Regions from separate parts of the Homo sapiens genome. Here region 1 is linked to region 2. Evidence: read pairs that join two places in POLR2A ChIA-PET (ENCODE). Cell type or tissue: Caco-2. All regions are shown on one strand. Links, peaks and the distances in the headings refer to the core of each region. The heading gives the core; the rest is flanking DNA.

Region 1 (5,370 bases), core at 167-5,166, 230 kb before region 2:
AACCAGGGTTGGGTACTTCCCACCCTGTGACCTGCTCCCCACACCCCACCAGCACATCGTCCAGAAGCATGAATGCAAAACCATCCAGACCCCTCCCAAGAGCCACAGACAAAACCCTCTGCCCCCTGCTTCCCCATGGGTTTGGGACCCTGTTCAGCTTTTGCTCACACTCCAACCTTTCCACAACTTTATAGGCCCTCATGTATTATTTCCTGGACTCAGGCAGTTGTATGTCTATATTCTGACTCTATCCCTTGCTGTGTGACATCTGAGAAGTCACATAACCTCTCTGAGCCTCAGTCTCTCCATCCATAAAATGAAAATCCTGAGAACAACCTCGGGATTGTTTTGATAAGTGTGGAGGAAGGGAGGTGGGGGAGTTGGTAACAGATGAGAAAGCATCCATGTCCTACCTTATACTTAATAGGGCTCAAAAATACTTGTGCCCCTCCTTTTTTTCTTCCTCTTGGTCTCAACCTTCTCCTTCTCCACCCTCTTTCATCAGGAAGCTCATGAAGCCCAACTGTACCTTTTCCTCCAAGAAGTCCCCCTGGACTTGCCTGTCTTTTAGCCTCCAATGGGCTTGGGAGGGGCAGAAAATGATGTGGGGATGGAAGGAATATATTTTTCAAAGCTCTGTTTTGGAGAGGGCAGCTCCCAACCAGCCCACTGGCTGAGGCCTCTAAGGGTCAGGCTCTTGGCTTGGGGGCTCGGGGCCAGAGCAGAGGGGTGGGCGTGAGTCCTCAGCACCACTCTCTAGTTGTTACTCTGTCTTGGCTCCCTCTCTCCATCCACTCTCTGACTTTCTCTGAACCCCTGAACTCCATGCGCTGTGTCACCAGGCTCCTTCCGTCTTTGACTTCCAGTTTGATCAGGCCTGAGAGGGGCCATGATGGAAGGTAGGAGGAGAGAGAAGTTAGGGTTGTATCAGCCCTCTCTCTGCAGGCCCTGGCTTTGGGAGTGGCTGCACTCCCAGGGTCGTGGCATCAGCTGGGTGATGTAATAGCATCACCCTTGCCCTTCAGCCCCAGAGTAGTAATGACTCCCCACTGTTGCTGATCCCTGGGAGTCATACCGTGTCATGCACGTGGACCTGCCCACACTCTACACATAGTTTCTTCATTACATGCTCTTCAACGGGCCCTTGGAAAGTGCCATCTGTGCCCAGCAAGGACAGGACTGATCCCAACACCCAGTTCATCAATCTTTTACTGTTTCCCTGCAGCCTGCTGGGGGAGTGGGGCTCAAAGTACTGAATTAAAGTCATGGAAGAATCAATTCAGCCACCCTGACTAGGGAGTGACTTGCTCTGAGTGATGGCAAGAGGGTAGAGACCCAGGCAGGAGGCCAGGAAGACCCCGTCGCCCTTGCCTGTGGGGACAGTGGCAGAAGGGAAGGAACAGAAGCTCCCCCAAGCTGTGTTGTCAGCCCTGCAGAGAAGTCAGGCAGGAAGGGACAGATCATGTTCCCCACAAGGAACTCCTCCATCAGACTGGGGGCTTCACGGCATCAGAAACAATGCCTCCCCCATGTGACTAGGTGCTCCCTAGGTGCAGGGGCTGTGTTTAACTCATCTTTTCCCTGTACCCCCAATGTCTAATTCCTCAGTGCAAAACTTAGAGACACAGAAGTGGATAAAATGTGATCCCTGCCATCTAGTAGGGAAGCAGATTCATGTAAAAGGCCCCACCAAGCAGTGCAGTCCATGTTGTGCTGGTGGGCCCGGGTTCAGTCCCAGGCCCGCCACTCACTCCTGTGTGACTTTGGCAAATCACTTCACCTTGGGTGACCAACTCATTTCATCTTTCCTCTCATCCTCACACTGTCCTGAGAAAGTACCATCTCCAAGGAACCCCCTTATTTCCAGGAAAAGCGGGACACTTGTGCCTCCTACTTAGCCTCCCTATGCCTCAATTTCCTCAAATATGAAGTAGAAATGCTAATAGCGGTATCTGCCTTATATGGAAAGCTGTTGTGTGGATTAAATGTGTTAATGTAAATCGAGAACCTAGTGTCTGGCGCAGTGCAAGTTCTATACGATTTGTCTTCTCCATTTGAATTCCCCACAAGTGGATCCTGGGACAGGATCTGGCTGCAAATAGTTTATTTGGGAAATGATTCCAAGAAGCATGGAATTAAAACAAGAGAAGAAAAGGGAAACAATGCAGACAGCATTAATGAGCAGGTGACCACTGTGGGCAGTTGCGCTCCTTCCCGCTGGAGACCTCTGCAAGCCTGCATAGAGCATGGCTTACAGTTGTCCCCTCTAAGGGGTAGAGAGCCGGGGGCATATATTCCCCAAATCCCATTCCTCATCACTTGGAGTAGGATGGTGTTAACTCCCCAGCATTTGCGGATTGGAAACCTGCAGCGTACATGAGCATGGTGGGTGCAGAGCAGGCAGGGCACTGTCAGCGTCTGCTGCGTATATGTCAACCATTCCTGTAACGTACAAGAGGCATGAGGGCAGACAGGAACACCCACTTGGCTATGGGAGAGGGGAGCCAAGGCAGGACGGGAATACATCTGGGTGAGCTTTGAAGGATGTGTAGGAGTTTTTCATGCAGAGGAGAAGGCAGGCCTTGTAATGGTGGGTGCAGAATAAATGTTTAAATGAATGCCTAGTAAGTTGAGAGTGATTCAAATGCTTGAGCTAGTGGGGCTGACTCAGTGCTGGAGAGCCATAGGTGGTCAGAAGGAGAGGTGATACAGTCAGCCTGGAGGCATCAGGAAATTCTGGATCAAGGTATGAGGACCTGAACTGGTCCCTGATCAGCAGGTAGGGAGGAGGGAGAGTAGGCCAGGTAGAAGAACCTCAAGAGCTAGGCAGAGGAGTTGGAATGAGGCGGGACAGAAGGAGTGCTAAGACAGGGAAGAGAAGGGAAGGAAAGGGAAAGGTAAATGGAAAAGAAAGGAAGAAAGAGAAGGAAACAACTGAACTTGAGGAAGAAGAAGAGACACAGGACTCTATATCACAGGGGTAGAAGGAGAACCATGGAGTCTGGCATCACACAGGTCAAAGGAAGAGAGAGCAATGACATGGTGGCATTGCGTTCTCAAGTCCTGAGTCCTACCCAAAGTGGAGGCCAAAGCCATCTGGAACACTTTCCAGGACAGGTGAGCCCTGAACCACCAGGAGACTACTGTGAGCCCAAGAACATGAGCTTCGTGGGAAGAAGGCTGCAGGGACCCTGGGAGTAAGAGTGAGCTGAGGGCAAGGCACTGTCTGCAAGCCAGAAGGGAGGAGGGTTCCAGAGGTTATTACCGGAGCTGTACAAATATTGTTGTTTTGACTGGTAGTGGAGATTGTTTTATTTTTTTCCCCAGGAACCACAAGTGTGATGTGCGGGCTCATTTTAGAACATGACACCACAGGGAGAGCAACAACCTCTGGCCTCTCCTTCCCCACTTCTCCTGGTGAGATAGATGCTTGCAGGCACGCGCACACACACACACACACACACACACACACACACACGATCCACTAAAAAGTAACCCAAACCACAAATGTTCAATCCACCAATGCCAAGGCTCTGCTGGAAATTCCTAACTTCTTGTGATGGTAAGAATACCACTCCCCGACTTTTTTAAATATGTAAAGCAATGACAACAGTACCTGGAATGTAAAAAAAAGGCCAAAAACAAAAAAAAAACAAAGAAAACAAAAAAAACCCATGAATTCATTAGCTATTATTTAGAGGCTGAAAAGCTCAGCGGCTAAGAGCACAGACAATGGAGCCACATTATGTTCGGCGCTCAGCTGCTCCGCTCACTGCTGTGTGACAGACTGTGGAAAGGTGCTTAACCTGTCGGTGCCTCGGTTTCTCCACCTCTAACATGGGAATAGTAATAGTACCTCCCACACATGGTTGCTAGGATAAGGGGGTTAATGCATGGAAAGAGTTCAGAAAATGGTCTGCCTCAGACATCAATAAACATGAGTCATCATCTCATCACCTCCTGCCCATGGAAGGAAGAAGAAATGACCCCCATCCCACCCAAGCCTATGTCACAAACTCCCACTACCTTGAAACCAACTATGCCTTGGGCAGTAGTGTCCTGAGACTGGGAGAATGGAGGGAGGGAGAAGGAGAGAGAGAGAGAATATGAGTGACACCCAAAATTCATGCATCCAACGGAAATATCAGATGCTCAAAGGGCTTGATTCCAAGACTGTGTGAACCTCCTGTTTTCACCCCAGAACTCCATCTGGGGCCTGGGGCCATGATCTCTCTGCCTACCCCTAGTAGGGAGGAGGGAGGTCTCATCCAATCCAGAGGAGACCCTGCTTGTTTAAGTTAAGCTAAGTTCCAAGGCAGAGCCGGCAGGTGAACTGAGGTCTAGATCTGGTCATGGTTAGATTATTATTCTTTGTTGGGTTTGTCTGGGGAGAGAGGAGGTGAAGTGTGCACCATTTTTAGGTTTGGCTTGGAGCAGTGGCTCTCAAACTGAGTGTGCACCTGTATGACCTGGAGGGCTTATTCAACTGCACATCGCTGGCCCCACCCCAAGCATCTGATTTCTAAGATAATTTGCTTTTCTAACAAGTTTTCATGCTGATCCTGCTGGCCCAGGAAGCATGCTTGGAGAACCACTGGTTTAGGAGATGAACAGACCTAGAGAGACTTTGTCTGAATCCCAGTTCCACTCCTAGGAGCTGTGTGACCTTGGTCAGTCTCTTAAACTCTTGGGCCTCAGTCTCCCTCCTTTTTTTTTTTTTTTTTTTTTTTTTTTTGAGACAGAGTTTCTCTCTGTTGCCCAGGCTAGAGTGCAATGGCGTGATCTCGGCTCACTGCAACCTCCACCTCCTGGGTTCAAGTGATTCTCCTGCCTCAGCCTCCCAAGTAGCTGGGATTGCAGACATGTACCACCACGTCTGGCTAATTTTTGATTTTTAGTAGAGACGGGGTTTCTCCATGTTGGCCAGGCTGGTCTTGAACTCCCAACCTCAGGTGATCTGCCCGCCTCGGCCTCCCAGAGTGCTGGGATTACAGCGTGAGCCACCACACCTGGCCAGTCTTTTAAAAATTTAAAATTTTAAAATTGACATTCTAATACTTGTCCTCAGAGTAGCTGTGCAGATTCAATGAGGACATGGAGGTGAAGTGGCCAGCACAGTGCCCAGCTCCCCATAAGTACCCACAGTGACTATTGCTATTATTCCTTCAGTGGCTGGGACTGGGGTTTTGCTCAGGTATGTGCTCTTCCTAATTAATGATGTTCCCCCCAGTCATCAGCCAGGCACATGGCTTCCCAGAATAAAGATCACATTTCCCAGGCACCCTTGAGGCAGTGTCGCCTTATGATAAGTACAGACTGATGGGTTGTGTATTAGACGGGATATTGGTTTGGCTACTAAAACCAGAGACA
Region 2 (5,370 bases), core at 213-5,212:
CCTAGTTTGGAAGGAACGTCTCATCTAGGTTAGATCTAAGGAGGAACTTTTCCACTGGGGCTGAAAAGCTCCAAAGGGAGGAAGATCTCTAATCCCCAAGATCTTTTCTAAAATCATACTGAATTCTTGATTATTAAAGTTACACATGTTCATTGGAGAAGATCTCCTGGGATTTTCCGTAATCCCATCACCGACGGTTAAGGTTTTGAGGTTGGTGGTGCTTGCGTGGTATTTTTGTTCTTTTTTGCAGTACATACGCACACTTTTACACCGTGGAGACTAGACCAAGAACACAGTATCACATCCTGTGTTTTCAACCTCATATTCTACGGTCAGGGCTCTGTAGAGAGCTCTTGAGAGAAGGACGAATGTGCTGCACTGTTGCTTTGATTTGGTGTTGGGCTGCTTCATTCCTCTATCTGGGGGAGTTAGGATGAAGCAGCCCCCTCCCAGGGTCCGGGCCACCTTACCTGAAGCCGAGGAGGATCGCAGAGGCGATAACCAGAGCAGAGAAGGAGAGTGCGTAGCCCACCGTGTAGATGATGTAGAGGAACAGGAGCTGCTCCTCCGGGGAGCTCTGTGGCACACGGGGGACATACGTGTACATGGGCAGCCCATGGCCCTCTTCCCACAATCTTCCTTCCCATGGCACAGAGACAGAGCTGGGGCCCCAAGTCAGGACTCACCGGGGATACCAAGACCAAGAAAGAGAATAACCGTAACCTACGGCGATGGTTCTTGGATATCTTGGGCCCTGTTCCAAGGCCAGAGAGGTGAATACACACCACCTTTGTCCAGAAAGCATGGTGTGCAAAGCCCCCAGAGGCAAGGAGATGGATGAAATGACCACAGATGCCCCCATCAAAGCCAAGGGTCTTTGCTCCAGTGAAGTGCTCCAAGACATGGCTCCCCGCTCCCTGGCTCAGAACCCCGCCTCAACTCACTCTTTCCCCTCGCTTGGACTCCTCGCACTCCGACAAGTCCCTCCAGGGCAGGCTGGAGTTGTCCTTCTGCAGCCAGAGGCCTTCAGCTGTGCAGAACCGGTACACGTGGCCCTGCGGCACTGGGGTGGGGAGACCTGGCCCTGAGCCTCAGCCCAGAATAGGGCAGCCTGCCCAGTGCTAGATGCTCCCCTTCCTCCCCATTCTGAGGGCTATCCCTGCTCCCCCAGAATGGACTACTCTGAGTTAGTGACATCCTTTTCCCTTCTTTACACACAAACACACACACACACACCTGGACCTTCCTCCCCTGACATATACGCTGTTGGTCCAGGGACAAGACAGGGGGCCACCAAGGCAGGGGCTCCTCAGCTCCACCCTCAGCCCTGCCTCTCGGCAACCCTAGGACACAGTTTAATGAATTCATGCCTTTGAGATGACAGGAGTTTAGCTCAGTTCCATGTCCCTGCCTCCAGCCTCAAATCACACTACTGACAAGGTCTGGCACCGACCAGCAGCAGCCGTGCCTGCCCCGCAGTCACTCGCTATTTCTGATTTTTAGGACTCAGTGCCCACCTCCCTCCCACACTCCTTGGGGAGAGCAGACCCTGGGAACAAGGTTGGCACTGAGTTCCCAAGAGAAGGGAAGGAAGACAGAGCACTGATCTGAGAGAGAGAGAGACACAGCCCTGCCCATAAGAAGTTCTAATCTGATGGAGGAGACACAGACCTACCTGCAAGGACCCCCTGGTCTAAAAGGAGTACACGGCCTCTTGGTCGTATGCAGCCTTGGCCTTTGGAGATCCCCCATAGAAAAAGGGAATACCCAGCTCCTACCTTCACATAGACTCTAATTATAGGTTGGAAATGGAGATAGCCCTTGGAGAGAGGAAAGGGATCCAGCCCCCGTCCTCAGGGAGCTCCCCTGTCTGAGGATGGTGGCACCGTCCCTGTCTTCAGAGAATCAAGACTCACACAGAAAAAACAAAAAAGACCTGAGAAAGGAAGAGCATAGATGGAAACTAACAGAGATCAAACACAGGCCCTGCAGAGGCAAGGCGGGGCATTGCCTGTGCCCATTCACATCCCAGCAGAGGCTGTCCCCCACCATGCCCCATGTCCACCTACCAGGGAGATGGCTGGCCTGTGGCCTCAGGTTTGATGTGAGGCTGATAGAGGCCACTGCTTACTTGTGTCCAGGAGGAAATGGTTCATTCCTGGCCTCTCTGTAGGGGAACTTAAGTTTGACACCAGGGCCAATGAACTTGGGACAAAAGGGCACAATGAGAGGGTGGGGGGATATTGACCTGTAGGAAGAACAGGGGGACCAAGGAGAGAAGCTGCAGCCAGGACAAACTTTAAAAGAGTTCAACATTCTAAAAGACTAGAAGATTTTAAAGACCAGTTTTCCCAGCTGTGGGAGGAAGGAGGGAGTGAAGGCCAGAGAATGGAGAAGGCACCAGAGGCCCACTGGGGGCAGTGGCTGCTCAGTGTTCATGTGGAGAGACAGCAGTCAGAACTGGGTCTCGGCTGGGTGTGGTGGCTCATGCCTGTAATCCTAGCACTCTGGGAGGCCGAGGCAGGTGGATTGCCTGAGCTCAAGAGTTCGAGACCAGCCTGGGCAACATGGTGAAACCCCATCTCTACTAAAAATACAAAAAATTAGCCAGGCATGGTGGCGTGCGCCTGTAGTCCCAGCTACTCAGGAAGCTGAGGCACGAAAATCACTTGAACTTGGGAGGAGGAGGTTGTAGTGAGTTAAGATCAAGCCACTAACTACTCCAGCCTAGGCGACAGAGTGAGACTCTGCCTCAAAAAAAAAAAAAAAAAAAGAACTGAGTCTCCTGAGAAGAGGCTTCATTAATGTGGGGTGTGTGTGTGTGTGTGTGTGTGTGTGTGTGTGTGTTATGTGTCTGTGTGTGTGTGTGTGTGTGTACACGATGGGGACTGTGGCAGCCCCAGGGCCTGACCCTCAGGGGTGCAGGACAGGGGCAACCATCTAGTCTGGGAGTTCTATTTTTCACCCTAGCAAAAAATGTGGCAGGGACAACTTTACTGCAGAGTCTGGTGACAGCCTCTTCCAGCACTGTCAGCAAGGCCTGCCAATGGACCTTGCCCTCCCCTAACCCTGATCCCAGACACCAGGACAGCCTCCCTGCTCTTTCTTCTCCTCCTTCCCAGCTCCTTTCCCAAACAAACCCTGAACCAGGTCCCCCTTCAAGACACAGAAATTATCTGGTAACACAGTGGGGCAAGTCAGCTTGCAGCATGACTCCTTCTGGAAGAACCTGCATTTTAAAAGATACTTCACCTGGGAGAAAAACAAAAACCTGAAAATCTAATGGTGAAACTGACAGCAGTGGGAACGATGGTGTTCCAATACCCTTCGAACGCATTTATGAACAAAATCAGGTGTACCCCCAACGGCAGAGAAGGGGAGGCACGTGGTCTGATTTTAGCAACGCGAAGGGCCCCTCTCAAGCCCACAAATGCCTCTCTTATCTGCTGCATGGATGCCTGAGATTCTTCACTGGGGCCAAGTCTTCTGACGTGAGGCAAAATCAGTGTTTTCCTGTAGATACCCCCAAAAGCAGTGATGGGGACCTGAGCTGACTCCATGCGGAATGAGATGGTGTCAGAGCCTGCACTAGCAGCCTGCTTTGATGGGAGGAAATGGGGAGAAAGGAAGAAGGTTGAGGGACCAGAGAAAAGAAGACACAGCCATGGAACCACAGGCACACAAACCATCTAAAGACCCGCATACCCAGGACTCAGCCTGCAACCGTGTGATGCTAGTAAGATGCACTTCCCACAGCTGGCACAGGGCCTGGCATACAGTAGGCACTGCCTTGTTGCAGATTCCTTCACAACATGCTCCTTACTTGCTCTTTCCATAGGCTGTGCCTTCACAGAATCAGTTTTTGAACACCTACTGTACACCTGACACCTTTGGACATTAGAACCACCTTTCAAGGTAGGAACAGTTAGTCCCATTGTACATATGAAGAAACTGAGCCTCTGAGAAGCCAAACAACTTGCCTAAGATCATCAACTAGAAAGTAGCAGAGTCAAGACTAAAATCCGCCAGCTCTTTGCCTCCGGAGGTCCCAAGTTAGCAGCCAAACTTGCTGTTAATAGGAAAGAATGTGGCATGTGCCATTCTCCTCTGCCCTTCCTCTGGGCTCAGATTTCTCAACATTCAGTCTCCTCCCAGCAGGCCCCCTTGCCAGTGTGGACCCCCGGCCGCTGCACCATTCCTGCTCCCTCTGTTCAGAGCCAGTTGGGAGGGTGGGGAGGTGGTGTGTGCACAGATGTGTGCATTACTAGCACAGAGTCAAAGGATCACTGTGTCCCTCGCTCAGTGAGCCTGTGCAAGTGCATCTGTCAATTACCCTTCATTAACATCAAATATTAAAAGCCAGGCTGGTTCCTGGCTGGGCCCATGATCCCCAGATGCCCACCTTGGCTGGAGGTGGGGTGGGTCAGGGCATAGCCCTACTTATCAACCCAGCTTTATCTGACTTGGGAGGAGCTGGTAAATCACAGCCAGGGATTTGGCTCAAGGCTTGTCAACACAGGGAGGCAGCAGGGCAGCCACATGCCAGGAGGCCCAGGGATATTTCATTAAGCCAGACCCTGCTGCTGGAAATAAAACCCCCAATTAAACACTTCCCCTCCCGGAAGCTGCTGCGGCGCCTGTAATCAAGCTAACAGCCGCCCTTCCACGTGGATGCTGGCACTCAGGGCTGTGGAGAGCTGCTCATGAATCCATTAGCTCCTGCACCCTGGCAACGAGGTGGCCAGCAAGGACTACTGGGCCCCCATTTTACAGATGCAGAAGCTGAGACTCAGAGAGGCCAGGCACAGGGCCTCCCCAAGGGAGTGAGGTGAGGGTCAAAGGCCAGGCTCGAAATGAAGGCATCAGCTCAAGGCCAGGGTGAAGGGTACTGTAGAGCATCAGGGCTTAGGAGAAGGAGCTCAGGTTCTGAACAACACAGACTCAAGTTCAAATCCTGGTTCTGCCTTCAACCAGCTGTGGGATGTTGAGCATGTCCCTTCACATCCTCAGGCCTCAGTTTCCTTATCTGTAAAATGGGAAGCATAATGACTTCCCAGAAGATAAAGCATGTGAAGTGCCCGGTACATAGTAGACCTTTGAAACATCCTCCCCCATGCCGGTTTCTTGAAGGGGCACTCCTTCACTGAGGCTGGAGATGGAGCTTGTGACACCACTTCAGCCAGAACTCCTCTGGGGACAAGCTTGGGCCTCAGTTTCCCCTTGGCAACCCCAGGCTGTCGTAAAAACCCCCAGGCTCCACATTACTCAGGGGAGGCACCCGCCAGAGTTTCCAAGAACTGTGAGTTATAGGTTATTTTTAAAGCATTTTATGACTCTCATATAATTAGAACTAAGCTAACAAACAGGTAG

Evidence for each region. Peaks named below come from ENCODE experiments on the same cell type or tissue, not always from the same donor. Only the 100,000 strongest peaks of a DNase experiment are listed, where the experiment ranks them.
Region 1: POLR2A ChIA-PET joins it to region 2 with 5 read pairs; 2 of 35 experiments call an interaction of 5 or more read pairs at or near these places.

Annotation. Positions count from the first base shown.
Region 1 is chr6:39,290,002-39,295,371 of GRCh38, reverse strand. No RefSeq gene overlaps it. Among named protein-coding and RNA genes, the nearest start is that of KCNK17, 22 kb to the left of the region's middle. RefSeq lists an enhancer at 3,405-3,906. In Caco-2, for the core only: no CTCF peak of the experiment used is centred there; no DNase peak of the experiment used is centred there.
Region 2 is chr6:39,061,404-39,066,773 of GRCh38, reverse strand. GLP1R (glucagon like peptide 1 receptor) reads right to left here. Exons shown (of 13, transcript NM_002062.5): 4 at 945-1,063; 5 at 471-577. Among named protein-coding and RNA genes, the nearest start is that of MIR9983, 10 kb to the left of the region's middle. In Caco-2, for the core only: no CTCF peak of the experiment used is centred there; DNase peaks (open chromatin) are centred at 2,453, 3,053 and 3,453.